2 separate regions of the Mus musculus genome follow, and region 1 is linked to region 2. A link is a loop called in an ENCODE intact Hi-C map of the cell type or tissue named here. Cell type or tissue: heart. All regions are shown on one strand. Links, peaks and the distances in the headings refer to the core of each region. The heading gives the core; the rest is flanking DNA.

Evidence for each region. A loop is a pair of places that touch in the nucleus more often than their neighbours do. Peaks named below come from ENCODE experiments on the same cell type or tissue, not always from the same donor. Only the 100,000 strongest peaks of a DNase experiment are listed, where the experiment ranks them.
Region 1: a loop joins it to region 2, with 7 times the contacts of the local background. A loop is called at or near these places in 10 of 42 quality-filtered maps.

What each region holds. Positions count from the first base shown.
Region 1 is chr19:53,633,129-53,641,471 of GRCm38, reverse strand. It overlaps Smc3 (structural maintenance of chromosomes 3), which reads right to left. Exons shown (of 29, transcript NM_007790.3): 19 at 7,361-7,513; 20 at 5,650-5,801; 21 at 4,933-5,091; 22 at 2,667-2,774; 23 at 2,037-2,145; 24 at 463-710; 25 at 162-374. Among named protein-coding and RNA genes, the nearest start is that of Smc3, 37 kb to the right of the region's middle. In heart, for the core only: CTCF peaks have their summits at 2,523, 3,222 (motif pointing right) and 4,701 (motif pointing right); no DNase peak of the experiment used is centred there.
Region 2 is chr19:53,390,762-53,399,104 of GRCm38, reverse strand. No RefSeq gene overlaps it. Among named protein-coding and RNA genes, the nearest start is that of Smndc1, 4.3 kb to the right of the region's middle. In heart, for the core only: a CTCF peak has its summit at 4,322 (motif pointing left); a DNase peak (open chromatin) is centred at 4,424; H3K4me3 peaks cover 1,336 bases; H3K27ac peaks cover 1,591 bases.

The DNA.
Region 1 (8,343 bases), core at 220-8,219, 240 kb before region 2:
TTTAAAAGCAAGCAGAGGTATTTTTAACTCTTTGCCAAACACAACTCTTTCCAGAGCTGCACAACCCCGACTCACTTTACTATGTTGGTGGCCTGTGAGCTGGATTAGTCCACACACATTAGATCCACCTCCACACTAGGCTCATTATCAACAGAACACACCTGTTTGAAAGTTAACTGAATAGCTTCATATTTTCTAAGTTCAAGTACATTCATCAATTCCATGATTGATTTGTAGCCTCTATCCAATTCCTCTTGCCGCTTTATCAGCTTTTCCTTCTGCTCAGAGAAATTCACAAACTGATCTAGAGCCTTTTTGTTCACGTGGCTGTACTTCTTTAACTCTGTGTTGCATTGCTCCAGTTTTCGAAACAACTAAAAGAGAAATAAGTAAATTAAGACACTCACAGGCCACAGGGAGTCTTGCGAGGTTACTATAAACTGAAAGTGCACGTAGACTTGCCTGCTTCAGGCTCAGTGTCTGGTACTTCTCAAACGCTTCCTGGGGGAGGGACCCCAGCTCCCGGATCTTCTTCATACACTCCTCCTTCTTCTTCAACAGCATGCCTTGCCGGTTGGTCATCTTCTCCAGCTCTTTAGTATCATGATTTATGGCATCCATGTGTTCTTTCTCCATATTTTTCCAGCGCTCCATACTTTTCTGGAGCTCTTTAATTCCAGCTTCTGTTTTGTCAATGGAATTGTCCAAATCTAAGGTGGGGGAGGGGCAACAAAATGAAGGGCATTAAGACCCATTTCTTAATCAGAATCTTATCTGAGTAGACTTTAATGGTCAGATTTTCTTCATTAAGTTTTATTACGTTTTCGTGGTGTTTAAATTTTACTGTGAAGTTGACAAATCACCTAATTCCAAACAGTTTTCACCTGAGCACTAATACAGGAAAACTTGTAGAATCATTTGCATATCTATACTGTATTATGCATAATGTATACATACATACATACATTATATTTATATTTATATACAGTAAATGATACACTTTCTTTCAGACCATGCATGCTTACTAATCATCAGTTAGGAACTGGACAGTGCCGCTGGTGCATGGCCTGATAAGGACCTAGCACTAGCCTTTCATCAGTAGCAATGCTCCTGAGAGCATCAGCTGGGACATTCACGTGCACCATGATGGAACACAGAAAAGGATATTACATCTTTTGTTCACAGCACATATAACTGCATGGACACGGGGGCACACAACTTAATCCCAACATTGGGAAGGCAAAGACAGGCAGACTCTGAGAGTTCAAGGACAGCCTGATCTATATAGATCTAGACCATCTAGGGCTTCATTTAATTTGTTGCAAAAACAAAACAAAGGTAAATAAGTAACCAGACTCTCCAGATGACCAACTGGATAGAGTTCAATGCCCCACATCAGCATGGTGAAGGAAGGAAAGAACTGCCATGCCCACCCACTGTGCTGCCGTGCCCTGAACCCCGACTTCTTTCTAGTTCCCTCCTTAAAATTTCACCTCCAGGCCGGGCAGTGGTGGCACACGCCTGTAATCCCAGCACTTGGGAGGCAGAGGCAGGCGGATTTCTGAGTTCAAGGCCAGCCTGGTCTACAAAGTGAGTTCCAGGACAGCCAGGGCTATACAGAGAAACCTTGTCTTGAAAAACAAACAACAACAAACAAACAAAAATTATCACCTCCTGCCCTAATAAATAAAATACAGAACATTTACTAATCTCATGAAACTGCCAAAAATATTTTAATAAAAAAGTTAGTTTTGTATTTCATTTTGTAGTAAACAATTTTGCAAAACAAACTAAATTCAATAAAATACTGGAAAAAATGTTTAATGATTTATTTTTATGTTATGTACATTGGTGTTATGTCTGCTTGTATGTGTGTATGATGGTGCCAGATGCCCTGGAATTGAAGTTACAGACAGTTGTGAACTGCTATGTGGGTGCTGGGAATTGAACCTAGGTCCTTTGGAAGGGCAGCCAGTGCTCTTAAACACTGAGCCAACTTTCCAGGCCCCTGGAAAAAATTTAAACTAAGCATTTACCTTCTGATCTTGCCATAGTATCTTTTACTCTTTTATTAATAGCTTCAAGTTCTGATGTTGTGGCAGTAAGAACAGTACCACCTTCTGTCTCTCTCAGTTCATTAAGTTCCTGCAATACAAAAGAATAAAATTTAATGAGATTAAATCTCAAAGTATGAATTATGAGTTATATATACACTAAAATATACGTATATTAAACCTGTTATAACTGGTAATTTAAATGAACATTCAAGGAAGCAAACGTTGTGCGCCTGTCCTCATGTACGTATATGTGTATGTATTTGGATGTAATCGCAGAAGCCATTAAAGCAGAAAAACTTAATAATCTAATTACTAGGAAATCTGAGTGCCTGACTACTAAGATAAACTAACACTAATCGCGTGAACATCTAGAACTTTTCATGATTGTAATCATATAAAGTCGATGCTACCATTACACTTATTTTACACTACAGGGAATCACAACAGAAATATGAAATACTTGCGCAGGTCACACACTAGGCGGCAGTGCTCCCACTACAACCTAAGGAGCATACTCAGCGTGTCCTCTGGCCTGACATTCCAGTGAGTGCTCACTGCCACACTTCCTATCACTTATGATTAGCACAGAGCTCTTGGAAAACAATATACCTGTTCTACTTGGTCCAAGCGTTTCCTCAGATTCTCATTCAGGTAAGTCTCTACTCGAGTAATAATGCCTTCTAGTTTAATTCTTTCATTTAGCAGCTGTCTGTTTTCCTAGAATAGTAGAAGAAAAAATTAGAAAGCGTTAAAATGTGTCAAGAAATCTGTTAAGGGCCAGAGATGGCTCAGCAGTCGGTAAAGGCACCTGCCACACTGTGGGGTGACTTGAGCTTAATCCTGGAACACACGAAGGTAGACATAGAGTCAACCCCTCATACAAGGCTACCCTCCCCCCCACATAGGCACTGCAACACACACATGCAGCCCACCCAAAACACACACACACACACACACACACACACACACACACACACACACACACAAGCAATAATAAAGTAACATTTAAGGAAGAAGGATGAGGGAATGCCACCAATGTGCTGTCCCATTGGCTGCACTCAAATGAACTCAAACAGGAGCTGTTTTTGTTTTTTTTCTTTTTAAGATTTATTTATGCATTTAAGTGCTCTATCTGCATGTACACCTGTGTGCCAGAAGAGGGCATCATATCCCAGTATAGATGGTTGTGGGTTACCATGTGGTTTCAGGGAATTGAACTAGGGACCTCTAGAAGAACAGGCAGTGCTCTAAACTGCTGAGCCATCTCTCCAGTCCTAAAATGGGACTTATTCAATCCTTGGGACCCATCGGGTACAAGGAGAGAACTAATTCTCACAAGCTGTTCTTTGATCTCCGTATCTAGCCAAGAAACTAAAAAGAAAAGTAATTTTCAAGTTGTTTCTGTTCTAATTTCTCTCTCTCTCTTTTTTAAAGACATATTACCAAGGAGACTGAAGAGCTGGCCCAGTAGTTAAGAACACCAACACAGTGGCTCACAACCCCTCTCTATCTCCAGGTCCAGGCTCCTGGCCTCCTAGGGCACCAGGTTTTTAAGTAGTGTACAAACATATACATATGCAGGCAAACACTTATACAAATTAAATAAGGATAAAAGGCATGGGGCTATCAAAAGCAACATTCTTTTCCCATTTTTTAGTTTTTGGACTCAGTTTTGATGGTTTGCATCTATTTATGAAAGTAAAAATCAAAAGTATTGGGCTAGCAAAATGGTTCAGTGGATAAAGGTGTGTGCTGCCAAGACCTGAGTGCCATTCCCAGGGGTTGTCTTCTGACCTCCACATGTGTGAATGAGCATGTACAACACACCACACACACACACACACACACACTCACACACACACACACACTCACACACACACACACACACACACACACACAGACACAGACACAGACATGAGTCGGGAAGACTAGGCTACATGTGGAGACATTTACAGGAAAAAATGAAACCAATGTTATTAAATGAAAATATCATACACAAAGGATGTTATATCAGCATTATGTGTGTGCATGCATATACATGTAAGTGCATATAAAGAGAGCTAACAGACTAACACCGTCTAACTGACAAGCTCTACACCAAACAGGAGACAAGTCTCTGGACATGCCTTCAAGACAAGGATTTTCTCTAAGGTTCTTTGAGGTGGGAGGGCCTACACTGAATGTAAGAGGCACCATTTCATGGGCTGGGGATCTGAACTGCGTAAAAGTAAGCAAGCTCAATACAGGCATTCACTTCCCCTCTGCTTCAGATGTGGTGACCATATGCCTTAAGCTCCTGTTAGTACTGAGTATCCCAGTACTGACACCAGTACTATGCTGTGAGCCCAAATGAACCCATTCTCCCTAAAGCTGCTCCTGTTGGTGTTATTTTATCAAAAGTGACCACTGCACTTATTAACCACCAACATGCACTGAATAAGACAAAGAAAGTGAAGATTTCATGTATAATCCTAAGATAGCCAGAACAGCTTAGACAAATGTATCAAAACCTTATTTACTCTCATGGGTATTCAAGCTGCATGTCTGGTTTTCCTATTTTCTTAATATATTTTCTTAACATTATTCTCTCTTTTTTTTAAAAGATTTATTTATTATTATAGATAAGTACACTGTAGCTGTCTTCAGACACTCCAGAAGAGGGCGTCAGATCCCATTATAGATGACTGTGAGCCATCATGTGGTTGCTGGGAATTGAACTCAGGACTTTTGAAGAGCAGTCAGTGTTCTTACTGGCTGAGCCATCTCTCCTGCCCCATTATTCTCTTTCAAGTAGTATACTGTTTGAGATAGGGTCTTCCTGTGCATCTAATAGCCAAGTCTTCAGCAGGTTTTCCTCACTGCTAGGTGTACTTGCCTGCTGCAGCTGACGGATTTCATCATTCAGAGCGTCGACTCTTTTCTGATCTTCCAGACTGAGTTGAGAAAGCAAATCCGTTCCTAGCTCCGCTTTCAGTGACTCTCTGGTGGACTCCATAGCATGCAGACTTGCCTCCAAGCTTTGTAAGCTACGTTGCTACATGAGATTATCAATTATTAATATTAGTTACTATGTTACATCTCATAGTAAGACACTGAAAACTATATATATATAAGTATATATATAAAGTGAGCTAAACAACTACATCAACTCAATTATTTAAGTACAACAATGTTGATAAGCTGTTAGATTTATTAACTGTATTTTGTGCTTATGATAGTTATAAGCTATGATAGGTTTATTGGGATAAAAATGGAAAGTGTACTAACTAAATTTTTTTCTTTTTGGTGCTAGGGAGTTGGACCCAGGACCTCAGGAAAGAATGCTGGGCAAAGCTCTACCACCAAGCCCCTCCAGTTCAATCGATAGAGCTGTGTAGGTATTTATAATCCAAAACTGAGAGAAGGGACAAATATTTCAACTATTCAGGTATATTGTAAAAACAAAAATTGACAGATTGTTTTTGAATAAGAAAACATCTTTTTTGTCTTTTACTACTGATATATAAAGCCAGAAGTCAATGATACATATACAACCTATGATCCACCCCAAGTGTACATTAAAGCAAAACTATAATGAAACATACTTACGGACCTTTGGCATGAAGGTCTTTTCTGATTGCTGTCTCTTCTCTTTTAGCATCTTCATCTCTGATAATATGCTATCTCTGGATGCTTTAAATTTTCTTTGTTGGGTCTCTATCTGCTGCATTTGGTTCATCAACTGGTCAATTTCATTATTAATCCATATACAAGGCTAAGGGAAATTCTCTTAAGGTTGTAAATATATTCTAGATTTTCTTCATTTCTTATAAATACATCATCATGAATCCTCTCCTTTATTCCCAAGTAATTCCCCCAGACTTACGGGACTACACCAATGTTGAATTAAATACTACCACTAAAAATGTTCAATCATAAGAGAAACTTGAAGCATTTTGCCACACATTTTACTCTAAAATATGCATACTTATTTAACTTACAGTTGAACAAAACATCATAGAAATTATTAAAGAATGTTAAGCAAAATCAAGTAACAGCATGTGTGTGTATATATATTATACATACATATTATATATATATATATATATATATATACACACACACACACACACACACACACACACACACACACACACACACACAAACATATACACATATATACTGAAATTCATTTTTATTAAAAAACTAAATATGCAGAAGGCACTGCTTTGGTGACTCAGGTATGAAGAACAGCCTTGCCTAATGTGAAATAATGAACCTAAACAGACGGTCAAATATGCAGATAGCTGGAAGCTGTCAACATCCTCTCTCACGCATCTGTGTGCATGGACAAGTGTGGGTGAAGGGCAGGGGTTGACATTTGTTGTTTTCTTTTACTCTTCTCCACGTTTCTTTTTGAGACAGTATTTCTTCATGAGTTTGGAAAGCACCAGAGGGTTAAGCTCACTAGCAGCCTAGTCTCCTAGTCTCCACCTGTGCCCATCCTTTCAGCACACCCAGCCTTCCACACGCGTGCTGGGAAATCCAAACTCGGGTGTTCAGGCTTGTGCTGCAAGCATCCTACCCACTGAGCCAGCACACAAGCACTCCTTTCCTTAAAACTTCCTCACATCCTGCCCCAACATCCTGCCACATTTAAGCAGTTCTCAAAGTACTACACAGATCCTTGCAGGGCACAGCTAAGGCATTTGTCTTTCTCTGTACTACACATAGGACATCACACCAAAAGCAGCATGGTGGTTTTAAGAATTGCATATGTGTAAGCGCTCTGTTGGAGCTGAACTTGCCACCTTCCACGTAGCAGTACACTCACTTGGAAGACCTGCAGATACTCACAATTGGAAAGCTGTTGTCATTACCTCCACTAACAAATCCACCCCAATTTTTGCCGAGAGTAAACCCTAAATGACGTTTTCCAGTGCTTCCATCCACTAAGTAGATCTGACATCTATTTAACAGTAGCATTACTGATGCTGCTCCTTGAACCATCAGCCAGGTCTTCCCTTCCATTTCCCCTTTAGTCTGACAACCTTGAATTCTGTTGCTCCTCAAGTTCTATTTCTTCAAAGCATGCACTAGTACTGTCTACTTAACAGTGAAACAAAAATCAGAATTATCTTTTTTAAATCTTTTCTTAGTCTTCAGAAGTTAAACAAGCTCTTGTATTTAAATAAAAAGCAAAGTGAAATGTGCAATTCCCCTCCAATATTCATGAAAGAAAGCATGTAATTACAGACAGCACATGCCATCGATGCTGCCTTTCTCTGCAGTCCCGTCACGCTCACGCTCAAACAGAAGGATATTTTCAATGTTCCTGCGTAGGTTTTCATTGAGCTTAGCCTCCAGCTCACCCAGCTCCTCCTCTGCCTTCCTAACGTCTTTCTGTAACTCAAGTCGAGACTTTCTTGTGTCGTAATAACCTCCAGTCAGAGCACCTCGATGGCTGACTTGATCACCTATAGACAAAAAGGAAGGAGTCGTTCTCTTTACCAGCCTCCATTCAATGAGTATGAAATATTAACCTGTGGGCTTTAACAACAGGAGACTTAAGAGGGAAAGTCAAGAATTCTACTTATTCCTAAATATCCTACTTTTCTTTTTTGTTTGTTTTTTCCAAGACAGGACTTCTCTGTGTAGCCCTGGCTGTCCTCCAACTCTGAGATCCGTCTGCCTCTGCCTCCAAATGCTGGGATTTAAAGGTGTGTACCACCACTACCTTCCAACCCCCAAAATATCTTACTTCTCAATGTAAAATTGGTTGTCTTTAATTTGGGAAGATCTGAACATCAACAATTTGAGAAAATGTGGAATCACAGTGAATTTAAAGTAAGAATCCACTAACACAAATCTGAGAGGAGGGCTCTCTGTCAAAGTGACAAGCAGAGTAAACGAGAGAAGGACAACTGTTCTGAAACCCAGCTATTAGAAACAGGATGTTTATCAACAAAGCATTCTTATGCAACTGACGCATATGTATGCATGTAGACTTTTCTATGTATTTATTTTTGAGCAACAGTCTCGGCTGTCCTGGAACTAGTGATGTAATCCAGGCTGCCCTGAAAGTGGAGATCTACATGCCCCAGCCTCCTAAATGTTGGGATAAAGGTGTGTACCACCATGACAAGCTCAGAGTAACCTCACATTGCTTTGGCTACAAGTAAAGTACCTTTACCTGAGAGACATGCTAAACTTTAGCACAACGAGTAGTAGGATACATTCTAAGAAATAAACATCACTCATACAGTAGTCAGACCAAGAATGCTGACTGGAATAAATATGACAAATC
Region 2 (8,343 bases), core at 282-8,281:
AACTCACTTGTTTTAGGTAAATAACAATGAGAATTTCAGTGAAATATTTCTTCTTCTTCTTCTTCTTCTTCTTCTTCTTCTTTTCTTCTTCTTCTTCTTCTTCTTCTTCTTCTTCTTCTTCTTCTTCTTCTTCTTCTTCTTTTTCTTCTTCTCTTCTTCTTCTTCTTCTTCTTCTTCTTCTTCTTCTTCTTCTTCTTCTTCTTCCTCCTCCTCCTCCTCCTCCTCCTCCTCCTCCTCCTCCTCCTCCTTCTTCTTCTTTTCCTTGAGACAGGGCTTCTTTGTGTAGCCCTGGCTGTCCTAGAATTCGTTTTGTAGACCAGGCTACCCTCAAACTCACAGAGATCTGCCTGTCTCTGTCTCTGCCTCCCAAGTGCTGGGATTAAAGGCAGGTGGCACCACTGCTGGGCTCTTTTCTTCTTAAACATGTTAGGCACATGTATGTACTGAACCATTGTACCCACCCTCTTTAAGAACTTTTTATTGACATCTCCAGTTGTACATGTTAATGAGAGTTCAATGTAGTCATTATCTCAGTCTGGTTTTTTGCTGCTACTTAACTCATTAATATAGTCTGGGTAGTTTACAAAGGTTGACAGTTCATTAAGTTTGTGATTCTGGAGGGTACGGAAGTTCAATTTCAAGGGCCTGAGTCAGGTGCTGGTCTTCTTGTTGATGGGACTTTGCAGAATCCTGACGTGAAACAGGACATCATGTAATGAGAAGGGCCCGTCCAGCAGAGAGGGTCAAACTGGCTTCTACAGACCAAGTGGAGCGATAATTTATAACTTCATTAGTTCATGAAGGTAGAAACCTCAAGGCCTAATCACCACCTACTAAGGTTGATCTTGTCCAATTCTTTACAACTTCCAATGGAAATTAAACTTCAACGTAAGTTTTGGTGGGGGCATTCAAAACAGAATCATATCTTTTCCGGATTTTCTAGGATGAATCTGCTCAACTTTAGATTCGTGCCAGAGGGGAAGAACAGCTACCGAAACTCTCTGTACAGTGGCCACCCTTCTTTGTGTAAAGCAAAAGGAAGAACAAATGTGTCAGCCACAGCCAGAGTTCCCCTTTCACATCAGATGCCTACACCTGGGAGCAGATGGGGTCAGTGAGAGGTGGGGGAGGGAGGGATGAGATAGGATTTCATGTGTGAAATTCTGCCTTACTGGAACTTACTAGCAGAGGAATAACAAAAGCCATGTTGTGCTGTTCTAGAAACTCCGAGGAAAGAGATGGGTGTAGGGATGAGTAATTGTCTATGGACTGGATCCATTAGGGAAGACAAAAAAGCTTTCTATAAACTTAAGAATCACAATCTTAGGGGTGGTAGCGAGGAAACATGACTGAGGAAATACAGGCTCGTTGAAGCTACCTTCTCTCTGCTGACGTGCTCTACTAGGGAGAGGAGGACTCTATGCTAGGATTAAAGACTCCATCTGTGTGCTGTGCTCTAGTAGCTGAGAATGGCGACGTGTGTGTCTTTGATAATAAAATAGAGATCCGGGTGGTCATATGTGGTAGCCCATGCCTATAATCCTAGCACTTGGGAGACGAGGACCAAATATTCAAGACTAGCTTGGTCTATATAATAAAACTGTGTTAAAATATTATATATTATTTGTAATGCTTTATTGTAGCTGCTTGTATTCTAATGCCAATTATGTTCCCCCCTAAGATGTTTGCATGTAGCTTCTGGAAACCTGCCTACAGTTGGTTCTGATAAACATGCCACCAGCCAACAGAGGACAGACAGGGGATTTTAGGCTTCCCCAGCATGGGGCCTGGGGGAAGGAGGAGGAAGGAGAAGGGAGATCAGCTATGCTGGGAGTGTACCATGCCTGAGAAGAGTGGAGAACAGAGAGGCGTAACCCCCATGTGAAGGAGCTCGGAATTATCAGTGGGAGGTAGTGGAGGTTAGGCTGTAGCCCAGCTACTGTGTTGTTTAAAGTATATTAAAATATAAAGGCTGGGTGTGGTAACGCACGCCTTTAATCCCAGCACTTGGGAGGCAGAGGCAGGCGGATTTCTGAGTTTGAGGCCAGCCTGGTCTACAAAGTGAGTTCCAGGACAGCCAGGGCTATACGGAGAAACCCTGTCTCAAAAAAAACCAAAAAAAAAAGGCTGCGTGTGTGTGTGTGTGTGTGTGTGTGTGCCTTTCATTTGGGAACATAAACCATTGAGGCAGGTAGTAAACCCACCATCAGGGTTTATTAATTTAAGAAAATTACTACATTTTGTAGCCTATAATGTCTTCAAATAGAATTTATTACATGATAGTAATATTTAAAATAACAATAGAGCTATCCAAGAACAATACACAAAAGAAAAAAATAGATCATCACTAACATCAGAAACAACAAAAGTCCATCCATAGCTGTTGCATCTGTTGCTTATAGACTGCTAAGGGCAGTTAGTTGATTTACATCAACTTATTAGATGAGAGTACAGGGGAATGTGACATTTTCATATTCTTCTACCATGTGTGACACACAGAAGGAAAGTGACTTGACCCTGGTTATTTTATAAGTCACGAGGAAAGATGGCAAATGAACATGGCTTCCTATGAACCAACCTAAAGACCACCAGGCACTCACAACACACACAGCTTCCTGGCTCGGTTGCATTCTTTTTTAACTTTAACCCCAGGAAAACATGATGGAAGGGGGGTGTCTCTCACAACTTCTTTTTTTTTTTTAAAGATGTTTCTTTACTCATATGAGTGGGGGCATGTGCCCTCAGGTGCAGGTGCTTGAGTAGGCCATAAGAGAACATCAGGGAATTATAGATGCTTGTGAGCTGCCCAACATGGGTACAAGGGAACTGAACTCAGGTCCTCTCCAAGAGAGATATGACACTTGACTGCTGGGCCATCCCTCCAGCCCAAGTGTCTTAGGGCTTTACTGCTGTAAACAGACAGCATGACCAAGAGCTCTTCTTATAAAGACAACATTTAATTGGGCCTGACTTACAGGTTCAGTCCAGTATCATCAAGGTGGGAGCATGGCAGCATCCAGGTAGGCATGGTTCAGGAGTAGCCGAGAGTTCTACATCTTCATCTGAAGGCTGCTAGTAGAATACTGACTTCCAGGCAGCTAGGATGAGGGTCTTAAAGCCTGCACCCACAGTGATACACCTACTCCAACAAGGCCACACCTTCTAATGGTGCCACTGCCTGGGCAGAGCATTCAAACCATCACGTCAAGCTTTCACCGGTTCTAACGTGTTTCCTCTGTGACAAAACTTACATCAGAGGCTGTCTTGCTTCCTGTGGCGACTATGGTCTACTGCCCACATTTGTCTTCAGAGTAAATGGCTTGAGTTTCCTAGCAGCAGGAGCACTGGCTCTTCACAGGAGCAGTCCATTAACTGGCTGATCTGGCTGATGGATTAGGAGTGGATGAGGGCTACCCCAGAGCTAGAGGTCCTTCTATGGAATTGCTTAGCGCTCCCAGAGCAACTGTCACCCCTCACCCTCCAGGGCTCACTCTCCAATGACCTGAAACAGAACTCTGAGTGAAAAACCCCATCAGGACCACAGAGAACCTCTCAGGAGCAGTGGTTACAGAAGATGAGACTGGTACTATGAAAGTATCTATTAAATAAATGTATTAGGGTCTCAAAGTAAGCCACGTGTCCTGTGTATATTTTAACAAGCCAAAGTTGTGAACCATATATGGTGGTCTGAAGGTTTAATGGTTGTCTTAGTTAGGGTTTTACTGCTGTGAATAGATACCACGACCAAAGAAACTACATTTAGTTTGGGTCGGCTTACAGGTTCAGAGATTCAGTCCATTATCATCAAGGTGGGAACATGGCAGGGTCCAGGCAGGCATGGTGCAGGCGGAGCTGAGAGTTCTATATCTTCATCTGAAGGCTGCTATGAGGGGACTCCCTTCCAGGCAGCTAGGATGAGGGTTTTAAAGCCCACACCCACAGTGACACACCTACTCCAACAGGGCCACACCTTCTAATAGTGCCATTCTCTGGGCCAGGCATACTCACACCACCACAATGGTTTAATGAAAGAATTCATCAAGCACATTGAAAGATCACAACAACAATCTGTAATCTGTAATAAACTGCAGTCAGGGCTGACTGTAGACGTGTGTAATCCTGCATTTATTTGGTTACTCACTTTTTATTAGTACTAGCCATGGTTAGTATGCGCATTTATTTTTTCCTTCCTCCAACTTCCCCCAAACTTCCCTTTGGCAAAGTTTCTACACTTTTGCCATCATTTAAAAAAAGAAAAAAAAAAAAAAAAAAAAAAAATCAGGCATCAGATGAAGCCTGGATCCTGACTGCCACCTAGTGGAAGTTTTGAATATTAATGCATCTAGTAATTGTTTTCAGTAAAATGTCTAAATATGGCCACATCAAGTTAAGAGCTACTGGTCAAGCCGGGCGTGGTGGCACACGCCTTTAATCCCAGCACTTGGGAGTCAGAGATAGGCGGATTTCTGAGTTCGAGGCCAGCCTGGTCTACAGAGTGAGTTCCAGGACAGCCAAGCTACACAGAGAAACCCTGTCTCGAAAAACCAAAAAAAAAAAAAAAAGAGCTACTGGTCTTGAATGTGTGAAACTGTAAAGCTCATTTTGATTTTTGAAAATATAGGCGTTGCTAAGGTCTTGCTATTATCTCGAGAGACTGCTTAGTACAGTGGATCTCAGCCTTCCTAATGCTGTGACCCTTTAATACAGTCCCTCTGGTAGTGACCCCCACCCCCTGACCAGAGATACTGAGGACCAGCCTCAGCTTGGGAGAGAGGGTCCTGAGGAAGGGATGTTTGGGAGCTGTGGAAGAAATGACTTGGAGTGTGCCATGGATGCAAGCTGATTCTCTTTGGAGATAGCTCTCTCTTGCACACTAAAGCCCAGTCTCTTATTTTACATAAGCTACTTTCTTAAGAATTGCATCTCAATCCAATCATTTACTCCAGGTTCCCTTTTGATTGGCCCATGAATCAGCATTTTATGACCTTAGCCCCTTGACTCAAAAGACAGGGCTGCATGGCTGAAGCTGCTTAGTTCTGCTGCTTGCCTTTGTCTCCTGGGATTAAAGGTGTGTACCACCCTGCCTGGGCCTAAGCTTTTCATGGTCACTGTTCCTCAAGATCTGGGTCAAAAGCCTGTATCCTTCAGCCTTAAGACCTGGATCATAAGTGTGCCCTCCATTTCTGGATTGTAGTTCATTCCAGGTAAGAGGATTCCCTCAGGAGCTGTGCTGCAAAGGAGCACAGTAAATCCACTTCCTTTTCTTTTATTTGGCTTTATGTGCACTAGTGTTTTATTTGCATGTATGTCAGTGTGAGAGTATGAGGTCCCCTGAAATTGGAGTTACAGGTGTGAGCTGCCATGTGGTTGCTGGGAATTGAACCTGGGTCCTCTGGAATACCAGCCAGTGCTCTTAACTGCAGACTAAGCCATTTCTCCAGCACTAGTAACTCCACTTTTAAAGACCATTTTAAGGAGGTGGTTAGGAGTACCGATTGCTCTCCTGCAGTACCAGGCTTTGATTCCCAGCACTCACAAGATGGCCTACAACCATCTGTAATTCCAGTCCCAGAAGGTCCTATGCCCTTTCGGCATCCATGAGCACTGCATTTATGTGGTGCAGACACTTGCAGGCAGAACACTTGTACATATAAAATAAAGGCTAAAAAAAAAATCTGAAACCATCCTAAATAATTCCTTCTACTAAGTACTCACACTTTTCTACCTAGCCTTCAAAGGGCTCCGAGTGCCCACTGCCTTCCCCACATCTTCCCTGCGGTCTGGCCCACCCTTCTGCTGTCCTCTGTTTCTGAGGACCACATATGTATTTGTACTCTCACCTTCTGTCTGTACTTACTAAGCAATCGCCCAGCATTTTCCTCCAGTCTCCTCCCATCGTTGCCAACACGTGTGCACAGGGACACATGGGAGGGGCAAACCTACTCCATCTTAAAGCAGAAAGAGCCTGAGTGCTTGACTTACAGCTGAACCTAAGCCACACCCAAGTACCAGGAAGGACCCCACGGCTTGTCCTTGGCCCGTACCCCAGAGTTACTCCCTAGCTACTTCCTAGCAACAGCCAGTCAAGATTAGTCTGATTGTTTGCGATGTACTTTCAGACCCTCTGTGATTGTTCATGGTTTTGCTTCAGAGCACCCACCTGTCAGCTTACAATAGTTATTCAGTGAGATGCTTGGCAGGCTGTAACCCCTCTCACTTGCTCGACATTTCCTATAAAACCTTGTCCCACTGAGGGCTTAAGGCTGCTTCACCCTCTGGTCCTACTGTGACAGGGTCTGCAGTGAGTGAGCCAGAACTGGAGCTTGAATGAGAGACCCTAGTGCAACTGCATTGGAGTCGGCTCCTTGGTGGTCTTTTGGGACACATGCACACACATACATGTGCATACACATGCACACAGGCATGAAACCATTCGAAATCTATTTTGCAAGGCTATAAGTAATTTCTCCATATTTTCATTTTGAAAATTATCAAAATGAAATTACAGGGAATTAAGAGATTTGTACCATGAACTGTTACACGTTCTCCATTAAATTCAATATCTGCTTGCATTTACTTGCCAGCACATCTATTGGAATCTACTAGCCTTGTGGGTCTGAGCAACTACTAGATCCTTGGACTTCCATTTACAGCTGACCATTGTTGGGGAGCTGGACTCCAGACTGTAAGTTGTCATAACAAATTTCCTTATTTCATAGAGTTCTGTGACTCTAGAGAAGTCTGACTAATACAAAGATCCAATCAACATTTACATACTTCATTATCATTTCTCCTTTTGCTTGTTTGGATCTTGAGATAGGCACTTGCTATTAGACCTGGAAGGCCTGGAGTACACTAGTCCAGGCACTTTTTAAATTTCAGTTGATTTTCCTCCCTCTGCCTCTGGTGTACTTGAGACCAAACCTTCAGGGTTCGGACTCCATCTTAGAGAACCTGACCTAAGGTTAAACTCAAGTAAACTAACAGGCCAGTATCTAGCACCAGTTTCCAGGCTACGCCCCCCCCTCCCCCCAACAAGTCCTGTGCCTAACACCAGTTTCCAGGTTACCTCACAACAAAACCTACATCCAACACCAGTTTCCAGGTTATTTCCTAACAAATCTACAACCCTGCGTTTGCACCCCCGGCCCCCAGTTCTCTTGCATCAGAGAGGGTGGTGAGGCCCAAGCTCGAGCTTGAACAAAAGAACCTAGTTCAATTGCATCAGAATCAGCTCCCTGGTGGTTTTTTTTTTGGGGGGGGGCTCATGAACATTTCCTGGCACAACAGAGACTACACACAGGCACCACCATACCCATCTTTTTAATCTTCTAATCCAAAACAGTCCTTACTCCTTTTAATAGCATTGCTTCCTTCTTTGTTGCTGTGATAAAACACCATGACCAAGGCAGCTTAACGATTTTATTTTAGCTTATGGCTCCGGAGTGAGTCTATAATGGCCGGGCAGGGGCAGCAGCAGGCCAAGGACATGATGGCTGAAGTATTTTGTTGTGAGCCGGCATCAAACTGCACATACAGCGCCGAGAGCTCAAATTTAAGTGGTGTGTGTGTCTTTAACCTCTCCAATCTGCACAAGGCAGGGAACACCTCTAAACTACTCCAAATGGCCAAGACGAAGGGAGGTATTTCTCATTAAAATTACATTACTCTTGAATTATTTAAGTCAAAAAAAAATCGCACATTCTGGATGGGTGTTTCTTTCCTCACGGACATTCAACACGTTATGCTTATTATTTCCTTTAAACTCAAAAGGGCTTTGATTATACTTCCTCAGAGGTGACAGTCACTTCATGTTGACTGTCACTCGGTCATAAACATGCATAAAGTAAGGTTGTCTCACAACTAGTGATGCTGAAGTTGATCGCTGGGTGAGCGATTGCCAGCTTTGACTCTAAACATCCTACCTTTCTCTATTTTCTTACATCACATGGCTTTTACCTACCATGGGTGATGCCTAAGCACCTCAAATGGTCACCGTTCCACTTCTATCACTCTATCTTTATTGGCTATATTTATTTTCTAAACAACAAAAAACTTCCCTTCTCTTGACTTCAAGGTCTCGCTCTGTAGCCTTGGCTGGCCTGGAACTCGCTATGCGGGCTCAGACTCAGATCCGCCGCCGCCATCTGCCTCCCTGTGGGACACAAGGCACCCGCCATCACTCCCAGCCCGTTCCCGGTACTAAATCTCATCAGGGCTGGGCAGAAAGGCTCGCGAGTTTACGCCGCAGGGAACCGGAGGACAACACCCACCACAGAGAACCACTCGCTGCCGCTCCCAGCACGAGGCGGAACTGACGTAAAACGAACATGCCCTCTGCCC